Linked DNA regions of Homo sapiens: region 1 is linked to region 2. Evidence: read pairs that join two places in POLR2A ChIA-PET (ENCODE). Cell type or tissue: GM12878. All regions are shown on one strand. Each heading gives the region's core, and the rest is flanking DNA. Links, peaks and the distances in the headings are about the cores only.

The links. ChIA-PET counts read pairs that join two places held together with the same protein. Peaks named below come from ENCODE experiments on the same cell type or tissue, not always from the same donor. Only the 100,000 strongest peaks of a DNase experiment are listed, where the experiment ranks them.
Region 1: POLR2A ChIA-PET joins it to region 2 with 20 read pairs; 1 of 35 experiments calls an interaction of 5 or more read pairs at or near these places.

What each region holds. Positions count from the first base shown.
Region 1 is chr22:42,885,145-42,893,173 of GRCh38, reverse strand. PACSIN2 (protein kinase C and casein kinase substrate in neurons 2) reads left to right here. Exons shown (of 11, transcript NM_001184970.3): 4 at 1,992-2,227; 5 at 4,376-4,531. Among named protein-coding and RNA genes, the nearest start is that of ARFGAP3, 32 kb to the right of the region's middle. RefSeq lists enhancers at 52-151, 3,329-3,388. In GM12878, for the core only: no CTCF peak of the experiment used is centred there; a DNase peak (open chromatin) is centred at 3,683; H3K4me3 peaks cover 873 bases; H3K27ac peaks cover 2,281 bases.
Region 2 is chr22:43,258,817-43,266,845 of GRCh38, reverse strand. SCUBE1 (signal peptide, CUB domain and EGF like domain containing 1) reads left to right here. Exons shown (of 22, transcript NM_173050.5): 5 at 4,001-4,126. LOC124905129 (a long non-coding RNA gene) reads right to left here. Exons shown (of 2, transcript XR_007068120.1): 2 at 3,123-7,265. Among named protein-coding and RNA genes, the nearest start is that of SCUBE1-AS1, 13 kb to the left of the region's middle. RefSeq lists enhancers at 1,828-2,327, 2,685-2,734, 2,328-2,829, 2,755-3,034, 2,241-3,440. In GM12878, for the core only: no CTCF peak of the experiment used is centred there; DNase peaks (open chromatin) are centred at 2,595, 2,905 and 3,455; H3K4me3 peaks cover 1,087 bases; H3K27ac peaks cover 1,485 bases.

The sequences.
Region 1 (8,029 bases), core at 2,152-4,651, 370 kb after region 2:
CTCGGGTAAGTTCCTATCACGTGGAAGGCCTTGCCGCTTGGCACCTTAGTTTCTAACACTGAGAGCTGTTTATTTTTAAACTTGGCCATGTAGCAGGTCAGATAAGACTAGCTGGCAACACCTGGCAGTCTTTCTGAGTTTACATTTTAAGGGAATAATTACAGGTGTTGTATGGCAGAGGTTTCACCCCCTTCTGTCCCCACCGAAAAGCTCAGAAGATTCTGTAGCTTTATTAGTGCCACTGTTGTGTGGACAGGGGCCATGCTTAGAACACACTTCCCAGCAGGGAAGGGGAACTTGACTGATTACAGCCTTTCCGGCACAGAAGCAGAGCAGTGTGGGTTTCTCAAGGTGTGTTTTGGGGCAGGCTTTCCTGTGCTGACCAGCTGTCCTCAGCCCCAGCTGTCCTCAGCCAATCAGGGGAGCCAGGTCCCAAGCAAGCCAGGTCTAGTCCAGCTGCCTGTCCTTTCCCGTGATGCTGACATGGGTTGTTTGTGTGGGCTTAGCACAGTCCTTAGGGCAGGGTATGTGCCCAGGCTGTGGAGCAGGCACGTGGCAGAGGAGGGGCCTAGGATAGGTCAGCTCCCTTGGTCGGTGGCAGTGTCGTCATTTCGTTTCCACCTGCTGCAGCCCCTCTCCCAGGATCAAGCTGTCAGTCAGAGCTTGAGGTTTACAGAGCACCCTTACCACCCTCACCTTGTGGGTCTGGCTGTAACGTTGTGGACAGGACAGGAATGTGCTCATTTTGTAGACACGAAGGCACAGAGAGGTCCAACTTCCGGGGCTGTTCTCTGTTGTCTCCAAGCCCCAGAGTCACGTGTCCCCCTCTGGGTTCTCACAGCCTGCCCTCCCCTCAGCCCACCTCTGTCATGACTCAGCGCACTTGGTCACTGTCCCTGTGACCACCTTGAAGACCAGCCATGGATCTTCTCGATTTCTGCCCCGGCTCCGTTGTGGCTCTCCCTCCCTCCAGCCTCACGCCACCCCACCCTACCCCCTGAATAGAAATGCCAGCCTGGATTAGGGCTTCCTTCCTGAGCCTCGGGGACTGAGAACAGTGAGTAGGGAGAGGCGACTCAGCCCCTCCTGCCATACTGGTCCAGAGCAGGCTCCTGCTTCCTCCTCTCCTTCCTCCTGCAGGATGGGCTTCCATTCTGCTGAGGGGACAGTCCTCATTCCACAGTGTTCTCAAGCTTGTGCTCAGAGCCAGGCTCTTTCTGGGAGTGAATGAACACAGTCCTGCAGAGGAAGGCAGTGCAGGGCTAGCCAGGGGCCAAGCAGGGCTGATAGGAGCCATGCCAGGAGAAGCGTTGGCATGGTGTGGGTGGGTGCCCAACACCTGGGAGAAGCATCTGCTCACTTCAGAAGGTCCCCCCTTCTCTGGCCACCTTTAAGTAAATTAAGACTTCTAAGATGTGGAAATTTGAGTTTTTATAGAGTTCAGTGGCTTTAAATAAAGGAAAGGCATGGCCGGGCGCGGTGGCTCACGCCTGTAATCCCTGCACTTTGGGAGGCCGAGGCGAATGGATCACCTGAGGTCAGGAGTTCGAGATCAGCCAGCCTGGCCAACATGGTGAAACCCCGTCTCTACTAAAAATACAAAAATTTAGCCAGGCGTGGTGGCGGGCACCTGTAATCCCAGCTACTCGGGAGGCTGAGGCAGGAGAATCTCTTGAACCTGGGAGACAGAGTTTGCAGTGAGCCAAGATCACGTCTCTGCACTCCAGCCGGGACAATAAGAGCGAAACTCCATCCCAAAAATAAAAATAAAGGAAAGGCATGTAATCCCCCAATTTTCCTAACACGAGGGGCAGAGCAAATTCAGCTTTGGGAACTGAAAAAGGCACAGAGTCCCTGAGAGAAAAATATCTGAAACCCTGAAAGGAAACCCTCTGTGGTCTAAATGGCCACATTGAACAGCCGAGGTGTGAGCAGAGCAGACCCCACCATGGCCGGCGCTGAGTGACCCGCAGCTTCTCTCCCCTGCACAGGGCCCCAGTACGGGACCGTGGAGAAGGCCTGGATGGCCTTCATGTCCGAGGCAGAGAGGGTGAGCGAGCTGCACCTCGAGGTGAAGGCCTCACTGATGAACGATGACTTCGAGAAGATCAAGAACTGGCAGAAGGAAGCCTTTCACAAGCAGATGATGGGCGGCTTCAAGGAGACCAAGGAAGCTGAGGACGGCTTTCGGAAGGCACAGAAGCCCTGGGCCAAGAAGCTGAAAGAGGTACATCTGTCCTGCAGGCTTCCCTGCCCGGCCTTGCTCTGCCTGGCACCCCACTAGCAGCACCACCTCCTGCACCTAGGACTTCCTGCCACTGGCTGTAGGCACAGGAGGCCAGACCTGGTAGAGATGAAGCCACTCCTCAGGCTAGAAGCCCATGGTAGTTGACATTTACCCAGGTTGAAGATGCTGAATGCTCTATGTGCATTCTTTAAATTTTTTATTTTTATTTTTTGAGACAAAGTCTCACTCTCTCTCCCAGGCTGGAGTGCAGTGGTGCAATCTCAGCTCACTGCAACCTGTGCCTCCTGGGTTCAAGCAATTCTGCCTCAGCCCTCCGAGTAGCTGGGACTACCGGCACATGCCACCACACCCTGCTAATTTTTGTATTTTTAGTAGAGACGGGGTTTCACCATGTTGGCCAGGCTGGTCTCGAACTCTTGACCTCAGGTGATCCACCCACCTTGGCCTCCCAAAGTGCTGGAATTACAGGGCATTCTTTAAATTTGATCCTACCAACACATTTTACAGATTTGGTAACTGAGGATCAGAACCATACATTGGTGGTAGAGCTCAAAGCCCAAGCTCTTAACCACTAACAGTACTTCTCCCAACCCTGGGGAAGTGTCTGCTGGAGACTTAAAAGTCCTTGCCGGGCGCGGTGGCTCACGCCTGTAATCCCAGCACTTTGGGAGGCTGAGGCAGGCGGATCACGAGGTCAGGAGATTGAGACCATCCTGGCCAACATGATGAAACCCCATCTCTACTAAAAGTACAAAAATTAGCAGGGCGTGGTGGCGGGCACCTGTAGTTCCAGCTACTCAGGAGGCTGAGGGAGGAGAATCACTTGAACCCAGGAGGTGGAAGTTGCAGTGAGCTGAGATCACGCCACTGCACTCCAGCCTGGTGACAGAGGGAGACTCTGTCTCAAAAAAAAAAAAAAAAGTCCCTTTGGCTGCTCTGCGTGTGCAGTAGCCTTTCTTTATTCCTTTACTTTCTCAATAAACTTGCTTTCACTTTATTTTTTTTTCAAGTCCCTTTGACGATAGAAAGAACTAGTTTACATTTTTCTTTCTCTTGCATAGGTTTTTATCCCAAAATTTCAAACATTGATACCTGTTTTTCTAAAAGTAGCAACCAAAGCCATTGAGTTTTGTCGAGCCTTGGCTAGTTGGAGGCTGTCATCTGTCCACCCCAGCCCTCAGCTTGTGTGCCCCGCCCCTGCCTGCAGCCTCGCCCCCCATTCCTAGCTGGAATGGAGTAGACGGTAGATGTGCCACCCCCAACACCCAGATGTTCTCTGGCCTTGCGCTGCCTTCCTCCGCCTCAGAATCATCCAGAACATGCCTCTGTCCTTCCGGATGGTTTTCTCTGTGTCTCCTTTTCTCTGTGTCTTAGCTTTTGTCACATCTCCTTTCTCTTCTGTTTTGTCCCTGGCCCCATTCATAATGAAACTGTCTGTGTCTCATGAGGCCTTTGCTAATAAACTCCTCCTTCCCTCTAGAATGAAATTTGTGGCTTTGGCTCAAATAAGGAAGGATCTGTTAAGAGTGTGTGTGTGTGTGTGTGTGTGTGTAAAAACCATTAAAACCAGAGGAAATGTGGCTGATGGCCCTGCCCCCTAGTATGGTCCTCTCTCTCATGCTGGGTTCCTCCTTGGAACTTTCTTTGTATTTGCCGATCCTGCGGCCTGGCATGGTCTTCCTGGGATGCCCATAACCCCTCCATGTGCGTGTTCCATGTGCGTGCTCCATGTGCGTGTTCCATGTCATCTCAGTGGCTTTCTCCACCCACCCCATGCTCCGTCTCAGTTGTCCTCCCCTACACTTAATGCCCTCTAATTGACTCTGGCATGTAACTTTTCCTATACTGTATCTGCCTCCTGCAACTCAAATGAAAGCTTCACAAAGACCTTGTGTTTCTTGCTGTGTTCCTGGTGCCTCGAACCATGCACAGGACAAGCAAGTACTCCATGAATATGTGTTGAGTGCGTTCCTGTTGTGACTGGTTGCTATGATAGTATACATACAATTTTGTACCTGCCTTTTTCTCCCCTCTTGGTAGCACAAGCATTCCCATGGTCTGTGTGACTTCTAGTGAGGATCCTGAACTCCCAGTGACATGGCATTCAGGAACTCATTCTCCCTGTAGGTAGAAGCAGCAAAGAAAGCCCACCATGCAGCGTGCAAAGAGGAGAAGCTGGCTATCTCACGAGAAGCCAACAGCAAGGCAGACCCATCCCTCAACCCTGAACAGCTCAAGAAATTGCAAGACAAAATAGAAAAGTGCAAGCAAGATGTTCTTAAGGTAAACTGTACACTTGTTTTTACACGTCGAGTGTCACCGTGTCAGTTGTTGACGTGTCTGGCATATAGCCTTCTGTAACTGCTTGGGTGAATGGGTGGATAGAGGGATAAATAACCAATAAAACACACCCCTGTCCTCAAGAAGGCCACAGGTGAGTGCCCTAGCACCTCGCCTCACCATAGCCACTGTACCTGCTCAGTCAAGGGACAGAGCCAGGCTCTGGGCAAGCCAGGGGTAAGAGACAGCTCTTGGTGCTCAGAGACACAAGGACAGCTGGGATTGCTGCAGGGAGCTGCTTGTGCCAACATGGGCGTCGCCAGTGGTGGGTGTGAATGGGTGTGGCTGGTGGCAGGTGTGAATGGTTGTGGCCAGTGGTGGGTGTGAATGGGTGTGGTGTGAGCTGGTATGGAGGGTTATGAGGACCAAATCACCAGTGGCCTGGACAGCCAGGCTGAGTAAGGAGCTTAGGATGCTGCTGACCAGGAGCCACTCAGGAAGGCCTGAGCCTGGGTGGGATCAGGGAGGAGGTGAGGAGGGTGAGATGGTTTAGAAGGATTGCTCTGCTTGTGTAGGGAGAGGGGCTGGGGGCAGAGACCTGGGGGAGGGACTGCAGGCTGGGAGCGCTTGTCTGGGGGAGCCAGGTGGGAGGGAGGATGGAGGGGCCCTGCAGTCTCCACAGTGACAGGCCCCGAAAGTGAGGCAGAGGCTGTGGAGCCAGGGGTGGCAGAAGGGTGGTCTTTGGCCAAGGAGAGACCGTGACCAGGCACTGTGGCATCATGGGTGCCCTTCCATTTCTGTTGTGAAGCGGAGATTTTCTGCCCCATGGGTTAATGAGAAATCATTGTGTAAACTATTACATGCTCCGCAGGTGTAGATAAGTGATTCTGCCTGGAAGGTCCTGGAGTCACAGGACTTAAAACCAGACAGCGTCATCGTCTTGTGATTTAAAAGTTCACAGGAAGGGAGGGGCTCAGCCCTCGGCCCCACCTCCCCTCCTTTGGTCAGCCATGAGGGGTGAGGGCTGGGGGGTGTGATTGCCGAGGGCCTGCCCTGCCTCGGTGTTTGGAGAGGAGATTCCCAACCAGGATTTGCAGAGAGAGACGGAATGAGGTAGAGAGAGGCTGCACTCCAGGAAGAGGACATGGGCAGAGGGGAGGCAAGAGGCCTAAGCTGGTTTCACTACCCACCAGCCTTTCCTGGCCCCTGTCAGTTAGGTGGTGGCATCCCTGTTTTGTGAATGAGGAAACCAAGATCAGAGAGGTTAAGTCACGTGCCATCCAGCAGGTGAGAGCAGGAACTTCTGACCTCAAGCCCATACATATGCCCTTTCTCCACTGTTCCTCACTGCTATGCCGTCGGTGTAGCAAGGGGAACACGTCATCTACACGAGAGTTCGTCACTCAGACCAAGTGTCAGAATCCTCTGGGAAACCCCTCTCACTCCCATTGCTGGAGCCAGGAATCTGGGCTTTTGAAGCAGCCCAGGTGCCTCCACGGTGGGATCAGGTGAGGAGCCTGGAACCAACTACTGAGTGGGAGGCACCTGGGCTCAAGAAGCACAAGGTCCGGGAGAACTCTCGGGCCTTTGCCAGAATCCCAGGGAATCAGGTGCCCAAAAAGGTGCCTAGAGGAAAGATGGGGCTTCTCCATGTTGGGCGGGGGCGTGCCTGTGTGAGAGAAAGGGAGACAGAGATGGAGAGGAAGAGGCCTTTCATGTTTGACAGCCACCCAGAACATCAACTCAGGCTTTTGCAGAACAGGCCCAGGGCTCGAGGTTGGACATAAGCGCCTGGCAGGATGACTGGGACAGTTTGTAGTGGGTTCCCTCCTGGGACCCTCCCTGCCTCTTTGGTCTGGCCAGTGACTGCAGGATATGAGAGGTCCTTGTGTGCCTAGAGCTCTGGAGAGGAGGCCAGTCCCTCCCCACCACCCTTCTTGACGCAGTTTCCAAAATCCAGCACACAGCCTGGGAAACATAGTGAGACCTCATCTCTACAAAAAATTTAAAAACTTAGTTGGGTGTGGTAGCACGTGCCTGTAGTCCCAGCTACTTTGGAGGCTGAGGCGGGAGGATTGCTTGAGCCCAGGAGTTCAAGGCTGCTGCAAGCTGTGGTCACACCACTGCACTCCAGCCTGGGTGACAGAGTGAGACCTCATCTCTAAAGTAGGTAAGTAGGTAGGTACATACATACCTACCTACCTACCTACCTACCTACCTACCTACCTACATACATACCATTGCTGACTGGTTGCACATGTACTTTCATGTTTCTTATCAGCCATCAACTACATCTTGTAGCATCCATCATAAAAGAACTTTTTGCATTTAGTGCTAAAATATTACAATCCACCTAAGGGTGAAGGCCGCCTCTTGTTTTACTCCATGGGTGTTCGCTGAGAACTTTCTATGCCCTGCAAGGGGATTTCCAGAACAGTGATGACCCTGCTGAGTACCTGGCCTGTGCTGGGGGCAGGACTTGGGGCTAGCAGGGTCGGCACAGGCTGAGGGCAGGGGCAGCCCAGAGGTGGAGCATCTTGTTGCCACTGAGTACCCTGAGAGCTCCCGGGAGGCTATTGTGTCTTGAAGGCTCCTGAGATGGGGCTGCTCTGTGTCACTTCAGCAGTATCCTCCAGATGCTGGGCGCTGAACCCACAGCTATGTGTCTTGGGCTTCTGAGCTAGGCTCCCATGCAGGGCTGCCAGGTAGTGGGCACGGGCAGTGTGGATGGCTGTGGGGAATAGGGGAATAGCCACAGCGCTGTGGAGCTCTTTCTCTGCTGGGCATGCCCCAGCCCTGGCAGGGGTGGCCTTTTCCTGGCACAGAGGACCCAAGCCCAGCCATCTTAGGAGGCTGAGAAGCAGAGCAAGGACCCGGATACCAGGAGAGGAGAAAGGGGCAGGAGTCAGGGCCCTAGAGGGCGGGGTGGAACCTGGTCTCACGAGGCTGGGGAAGGCTTCAAGAAGAGGAGTTGCTTTGGAGCCTGAAGCAGAGTCTCCCAGGGCTCTGAGCCACGTGAGTCAGAGGAGAGCATCTGGGAGGGGAGCCGCATGGGCAGGGTAGACTCAGTCCCAGCTGGGGGCAGAGAGGGTGCCCGATAGGCCTGCAGTGTCTCGGGAAGCGCTCCATCCTTCCTCAGAAGGCCCTGCACATGTTGTTAGGGACAGCAAAGCTTAGACCTGAGTGGAGCCCGTGACTACCCCCATAGTAGAAAGAATTGCAATAAATAGGTGGCCCCAGCCCTGCTATCTCTCACCCACCCCAGGGGGACAACACGACCATGATCCCACCAACTAACAAAACCACCTGGCCACCAAACTGGTGGCCCTGCATGCTGAGATGAGGGGGTGCGGGGAAGTGTGTACCAGTGTGAGGTCATTGACCTCGAGGCACATCCCCACCAGATGAATGTGCCCACTTTAGCCATGTCTTAGGAATTTCACACGTTTTCTAGCTGCCCCTGGATATTCTTGAGATAGGCCACACCTGCTTTTTAACATT
Region 2 (8,029 bases), core at 1,799-4,298:
GCTTCAGGGGACGTAGCATCTGAACTGGCCTTGGATTTCGCTGGGCTCTTACGTCTGGAAACAGTGGCCAGTAACAGGCACCGTGTAGTCGCCCACTCTGCACCAGGTTCCCAAATCGGTTCCCCCCAGGAAACGTCTGCTCCCTATTAGCCATCTGGGTCCCACAGGTGTAGCCGAGTGACCCCAAGGTAGGAGAACTTAGGCTGGGAGCCCAGTGGCCCAGCTTCCAGCCCTGCTGTATGTGCTGGGACATTGATTTCCCATCTCAGGGGCTCATTTTCTGTCTCTATAAGATAGACAGACAAGATGCGCTGCAGGGAGGGGTCCAACCCTGACCTTCTGTGGTTCCGCCAGCCACGGAGCCTATCTGCTTGTGGCCTCCAAAAGCCAGTGTTGCCCGTGAGTGGAGGTGAAAGCAATGCAGCTGACAGAGGAGCTGATGAGTGCTTCGGAAGCCACAGTCAGCCCCCAGGCCAGGCAGTAGCAGCCATCCTTGCAGTGGTTGTAGGGTCATTTTGAAATGTGATAGTGATGCTCCCCCAACCACCCTTCTCGGGGAGGAGGCGCCTCAGAAGCACTCAAGCTGAGCAGACTCCAGCCTGACCACAGCCTCACCATGCAGCGGGTGAGCCTGGCTCGCGCGGGCCTGACTGGGGCATCTCAGGGCACCCTCCTTGTTCTGGAAAATATAGCTTTTAATACAAATATATGACTTGTGCTAACATGTAATATTTTTTTTTTCTTTGAGATGGAGTCTCACTCTGTCGCCCTGGCTGCAGTGCAATGGCGCAATCTCAGCTCACTGCAGCCTCCACCTCCTGAGTTCAAGCAATTCTTCTGCCTCAGCCTCCCAAGTAACTGGGATTACAGGCTTGCACCACTACACCTGGCTAATGTTTGTATTTTTAGTAGAGACGGGGTTTTACCACGTTGGCCAGGCTAGTCTCGAGCTCCTGACCTCAGGTGATTCCCCCCGCCTCGCTCTCCCAAAGTGCTGGGATTACAGGCGTGAGCCACCATGCCCACCCCCATGTAACAAGTTTTTTATCTTGTTTTTAAATAAGTTAATAAGTAAATGTAAATTTCTCTCTGTAGTATCTAGCCAGTCTCGATAGCTGTAACACATAAACACGTCCATCAGAGCGATTTGGGCTCCTTTATAATTGTCAGGAATGTAAAGAGGTCCTGAAGCCAGTCCCACTAACAATCACTGGCCCGTCCCTTGCTCTCCGTTGCAGAGCCAGTGGGGGCTCCCGTGCTGGGGATGCTGGGTGAGAGGCAGCGTGCAGGGGGCCTACCGTGGGGTGTTGAGTGAGGATGGCTAATCACAGGACCTCAGTTCTACCTCAGGGTCTTTAGGTGGGAGACGAAGGGCTCCACCCTCTTCCCCAAGTTGTTGAGAGGTAAAGTAGAGACCTTTGAGACCAGCTGACTACAGATAGGGCCTGGGGCTCACCCTTCCCAGCTCTGCGATTCTGTTGCTTAGTGTCTTATTGACTGTGGGTTACTGCAGTCCATAGTCATGCTAGAGTACGTCCCCAAAGTGTCCTTCACCAAGAAAACAACAACATCTTGGCTCAGTGTTAAAGTCTTTAGAGTCTCAAGAAGAAAGATCACTTGATGGCAAGTCCACGACGAGGGAGAAAACTGAAAGACCTCTAGGGCTTAATATTCCATTACCCAGGGCTCCGGCGTGCATCAGCTCCCCAGTGACAAATGTATGGTTGGTGATGATTAGCAAGGCTTCTTGTAAACTGTGATTCTTTGGCTGGGAATGGAAATTCAATCTCCCTTTCTTCATCATCTATAAGCCTTTGCCAAACAAGGGCCCTTGGGCTCTTCCCAGCTCAGGAAGAAAGCACAGATCTGCTTACAGCATTGATCTCCTGTGCCGGCCATAGGACAGCCCTAGGAAATTCACATGGGTGGTGGCATGGGGAGACACAGGGAGTAGAAGGCAGGAGCCAGGAGGCTTTGGGGAACTGGTGGAGTTTGAGGCAGGCCTAGGATTTAGTTTATGGAAGATAGGAGAGGGTGTCCGGCCCAGGAGGAAGGAGCAGCAAGGGGAGATGGAGCACCCTCGGGGGCTGCCCAGCAGGCATTGTGGGATGGCGAACCGTGGAGTGTGTACAGCTGTGAAGAAGCTGGAACAGCAGGGAGCCATGGAAGCCAAATGAACAGGGATGAAGGGGGCGACCCTGGACTCAGCCCACCGCCGACAACAGCTGTCAGTAACGGTCAGGGAGATGGCTTGCTGGCCACCACCCACTGGCCAAACCCTTACCAGGGCAGGAGGCTCCCAGAGGACCTGATGAGGGACTGAATATGTCTCAGTAGCCTGGGAAGGTTTCTCTACCGAGAGCCGCCTCTGGCCACCCGGTCCAGCCAGGCCCCAGGGAGGAGCCACGCTGTCTCCAGACCTGCAGGAGAGACACCGGCCTCAAGAGCCAGTGCCCCCACAGACAGACCTCGTCTCTTATTGCCTGGCATTTCCTGTCTGTAACTGGATTTAATTTGCACAGCTCCTCTGTGAGACAGAGGTGATCCTGCCCCTTCTAAGATTAGGCTCAGAAAAGGGAAGCAGTTGTCTCCCAGGCCACAGCCAGGAAGGAAGCCAGATTCACACCTACATCTGCCTGACTTTACAACGACCTTTCTAAGAAAGGGACGTGCTATGGCTGGCTTGTCTCAGCTTGTGAGAGCCAACTGTGCACATTTGTTCCCAGCTCTACCCTTGGCGACATCTCCCTGGTACCTTGAAATTAGCCGTGGCTGGCGTATTTATCCCACGTAAATTGGTAAATACTGCAAATCAGCCTCCACCCCTGCCGGCTGTTAAGCGTTGACCGCACGCCACTATCTGTGTGACTCAGGCGCTGATGCTGTTTTGGAATCGAGCCAGCGGAAAGGGTCTTTCCGTGTGAACTTGCAGCTTCTGTGCAGGGCAGCAGCATGAAAGCGCTTTCCGTGCTAACTCGTTGCTTAGTTAGACTCTGCGTCATTCCAACAATTTGATTGATTAGTGAGAAAATCAAGGTGAGGAAATATGAGTCGCAAAATCAGGTGAAACCAGGAGTTACAGTGCCGGGCAAAATGCAGGCTTCCTCATTTCCATTTGTTTGTTTGATTTTTAACTTTAGACGTTTTTGTCTTTATTACAACTAGCAGGGTGTTTGTGTTCTTAAATCTATTCTGTGTTGCTGCATACCCGTATTTAAAGTGGACGGGGTCAGGATTGAGCCAGTCCTCCCTTGGAACAAGAGGCCGGTGTGTCCCGGGGGAAGGAGGTTGCCCTGTGCGTGTTCGCCGTCTGCAGCCTTCACTGCCGCTCCCCGAGCCGGCTTCACTCCTGCCTGAGCTTCCTGTGGGTGGAGGTGGAAGGCAGGTCACAGAGCTGGTGGGTTGGCAGACAGAGGCGCTTCCCTTTCATCTGCCTTGGCCTCTTGATGGACTTGTGACCTACAACCTCTCACTTGACCCCTGACCTCATAAATTCTAGAAACGCCTCACAAATCACCAGGAAGATAAACATCAACTGAGGTCAACGGAAGGGGGTATGAGCCACTCCAGGCAGACAGAGAGGGGAGATCCAGTCTGCTGGGCGGGTGGGGGGTACCCTAGAACCATGGGTGGCTCGGGAGAGGGGAGCAAATCACCCTGACACAAAAGTAGTTCTACAGACCATGCCCCACAATCTGACCTAGAGCAAGAGCTTGGTCTCCGTGGGTCACGAGGTGCCATTTACAGTGCAACTCACAGAGCAAAGCCTGAATCTAGACCCAGGCACCGTGCCCTTGCTTTCTCCCTAAGGGATATCCATGTAGATGGCTGCTGCACACACGCATATGTGTGTGTGCGCAAGTGCGTGTGTGTGCATGATACATGCAATGACAGCCCATTTGATTGTTACATATCATTGGCTATCCCCTTTCAGCCTGAAATTTTCTCTCTCCCTCTCTGCCTGGTCTTCAACCCGTCTCTTGTCTGTCTCTCTTCCCAGAGGGTATGAACTGCATGAACAAAGACCATGGCTGTGCCCACATCTGCCGGGAGACGCCCAAAGGTGGGGTGGCCTGCGACTGCAGGCCCGGCTTTGACCTTGCCCAAAACCAGAAGGACTGCACACGTAGGTAGAGGGAGACAAATGGGTCAAACGTCCCGTGCGTCTCCTGCCATTACTTTCTGGAGGGTCTGTCCAGTCTGCTGGACTTTGGCCAGGGAGGGTCCCCAGCCCCATGGGGTGGAGAGAAGGGCAGGGCCTGTGGAAGGGGCCTGATAGGGCATAAGGGACAAGGGTTGTAAACCCTAGCCTTGGGGTTTTCCGCACCAAGCACGACACCACCAGTGTAGCCCCAGGAGCTGGGCTGGATCTTATGGCAGCCCCTGAGCCTAAGCTGTCCAGCAGGAATGGTGGGGCCGTGGCACAGAGGTCTACAGGACCAGGTTTCTCGATGGGCCTGGGAAGCCCCTGGTAATGAGTAGTACAAAGAAGGAAAAGAGTATGGTTCTGAAGTGGTCCCATTCCGGGCTGTGCTGACCTTTTTTCCGGGACCAAAGATCAGAACTCTGCACACCTATAGTCCCAGCTTCTTGGGAGGCAGAAGCCAGAGGATCACTCTAGCCCGACTTTGAGTCCAGCTTGGACAATACAGCAAGACCCCATCTCTAAAATAAAATGTAAAGATCAGAACTCACAATTTGACCCCTGCAAGGCTAACTGCAGATGGTGATATTCTGGGAGATCTGGGCTGAATGAGGCCTCTGGCCAAAGACACCATTTCAGGATCTGCTTGGTGGTCTGCCTACGGGGCCCACGTGTAGTCCAGCCTCTTAATGGGGTCACCCCATTCCCCAGTAGGAGTAGGAGCCAGGAAACCAAGTAGAACGATGGCTGAACTCAGAAGCTTGGGAGCCAGTGCATCCTCCCCACAGCTACGTGGGGGAGATGGTGGGGTGGGCCTCTCCTCGTGGGAGATGAGGGCACCAGGGATACCCAAAGCGATGTCATATTTGCCCTTTTTACAAAGAGCCAAAGAAGACTGCTGGAAGCACTTTCCATCTCTGGCAAGAGACAAGTGCCTCATATCAAGCCCACATTCTAATGCAGAAAAATGCTAGGGAGAAGTGTCCAGTTCCAACTCCCAATAGAGAAGGTGGTCCTCACCCTAGCTGTGGAAATGAGAGACTGAGGCTGCCCCGCTGTCATAAAGAAAATGACCGTTCTTCCACCCATCTTTCTGTGGAGAGGACAGCTGGCCCTTGTTGGTCCATCATCCACAGTCACTGATCCTCTCAGTTGTCATCAGCTCTCCTGTGGGTGCCTTGCCATACCTTTCCCAACTCATGGTCTCCTAGAATAGTCACCAAGGCCCTGGGGACCCACGTGTACCAGATGTGATTCATCCATTCTTCAAAGTGAAGGTGCTTCCTTCTGTCCCAGGTATGGTCCAAGAGGCGGACCACCTTTCTCTGTGTTCCTGGCTCTTTCCTGTGGGGTGGCCAAGATAAGCCTGTATACTGTCACCCAGGGCAGGACCAAACGGGCAGTCTCGATTGGAAGTGCCAGCCTCCAGCCCCAGGGCTCCATCCAGGCCCCGTCTCCACACCAGATGGATTCCTTTAGCTGCAGAGAAGTCTTCTGCCCCCGGCCACCTCAGAACAGAAATGCTGACTCCAGCTTTCCCAGTCCCCCGTGTTGTGTGATCTGAGTTTCCTCACGAGAAAGGCCAAGGTCAAAAATGCATGGCGTCAGCAGGGTTGTGGATAGCCCTGGCCAGAAGGACAGTGCATTCTCTTAGGCAGAAGACAGGCCGAGGGCCTGCTCCAACTGGGCCTTGAGCCCAGTGCCAGGGAGAGGCTGCAGGTGGCCTGACTGTGGGCGGCTTGCTCCCTGACCCCATAGTACATCTGACACAAGCACTACAAGGAGGAGTTTGCTCAGAGAGCATCTTCTGAGCGCCAGCCTGGTGCGAGAGGTCAGGGACTAGGCAGGGCCCTGTGAGCAGCTAGGACACCCCCCACAACCCTCACCCCAGCTGCCCCCGCCAGGGAAGGGCTCAACCCTTGCCTGGAATATGTGCTGGCTTAAGAAACAGCAGTCCCACCCTCTCCGTGGGTGGCTGAATATCACCAAGGTATGGAGAGCCCGATGTGATTTCTGGGGCCTGAGGCCTCCCGTGAAGGGCCTGCACAGGCAGCTGCCCAGCGAGCCCAGCTTTGGCTGCTTCTGTGAGGTTAATGAGACAAGGTTGGTGAGAAGTTAGCTCTGAGGCATTCGCTCTAGTCCTTGAAGTCACTTGCATTCCAGGAAATTCCAGATCTCAAGCTGGGTTGGGGGCTGAGGCCTGGCTTAGCCAAGCAGCCTCTGTGGCTCAAGAGGACTGCAGGGCTCTGAACCAAGCTGTCATCCGTCCAGAGCCCAGGACCCACTCCAGGGCCGGAGCTAGAGGAGGTTTTCTCCATCCTTCTATCCGTCTCACCAGAGCTTGAGCTCAGACATCTCTGTGTACAAGCTGTAGACTCTCCGGTATTCGAAGGCTCGACCTTTGGGGGTCTGTGAGACGCACAAATGACTATGTGGAGGGAACAAGGGTCCCTGAGCCTGGATCCCCTTCGAGTTGCCTCAGGCAGGCCTCCATCCTCATTAGAGTCACTTTTGGGGCACAGCCTGTCTCCAGGAGCCTGGAGCTCAAGAAGAACTGCCTTCTCCCCAGCTGCACCCCTGCCCACTCTGAAACGGGAATCTCCTGGGTCCTAGAAAGACACACGACGTCCAGCCCAAAGTGGGTTCCACCTGGGTCTCTCCCCATCGCCTGAGATCTGCACAGAGCTGCAGCCTCCCGGAATCCCTGGCTTCCCTGGGTTCCTTCCTGGCCGTTGAGGTGAGCTGTTGAGAGATGAAAGCTGAGCTCTCATCCAGGGTGCCGGCTCCACCCTGGAGAAGAGTCACTCCTGAGGAGAAGAGGCTGGAGGGCTTTGTGCTTGAAGCCCAGTTGTGTTTCTGGAAGCATTTTTCAGGTCCCTGAAATTTCCCCCTAGAAGTCAGCTCCGTCCTCTGGATGGTCCTCAGCTCCCTGTGGAAGAGGGAGCAGCCTCTTAGAGCCTCTGGTTGCAGCGGACAGCATCTGAGGCACTGAGCAGACACCTGTCCCCATATCAAGCCATTTTCTTGACATCCTCCTCGCCCGCTGTGGAGACGGCATGTGTCCAAGGCTGAGGTGCCCCATCACTCAGGACAGGTGGGCAGGAAGGCTCTGCGTCGGTCTCTGTGAAAGGAAGAGTGCGGAGAAGTCAGTTCTGAAACATTTGAGATCCTTCTCTGGGAGTTGCCACCAGTTGACTTCCCTCTGGTACCAGCTGTGCTCAGGGGTCAACCGAATAGAACGTAATTCATTCAAATTCTCAGGATTTGGGATTTTTGCCCCTTCTAACCATAGTTGGTCTGAGATTTATTTTTGCATATTTGATCATTAGGGTTTTGCCAAATAAATTAGAGTGTAGCTTGAATTCTGGACAGATGGTTAAAGTATCCAAGAACACGCCCCATACTGAGGCCCTGGTGCACATTTGCGTTCGGATGATGGGCGTGCAGCTGTCTCGCCAGCATCAAAAGGCAGGGGCCCTGCACCCCCTGGGGAGCACTTGGGTCACCTTGCTCCCCTCTAGCGATCTCTCTCACCCTGGAAATGGACCATGTGTTTAAATAAACTTGAATTTGTAGTTTTTTCTACTTCAGACTCCTTTCTGTTCTGCCCCCTTTTCAGCCAACCCAGGTTGCTGATGTTGTGAAACATCCTGGGATTCTGGGCTGAAAGGCACCAGATCCTCCAGGCCACAGGCATCGAAAACAATGTAACGTGGTTATTATTTAGGTGATTTTCAAAACCGTACCTCAGATGACATTAACTTGCATGAGTCTGTCTGTTCGGACATTGCCGAGCTCCCGGAGGATTAGGGCTTTGAGGGGATAGAGTTTGAGGTGGCCCCTGGGACTCTGAGGGGGGACCTCCGTGGAGACATCCACACACCC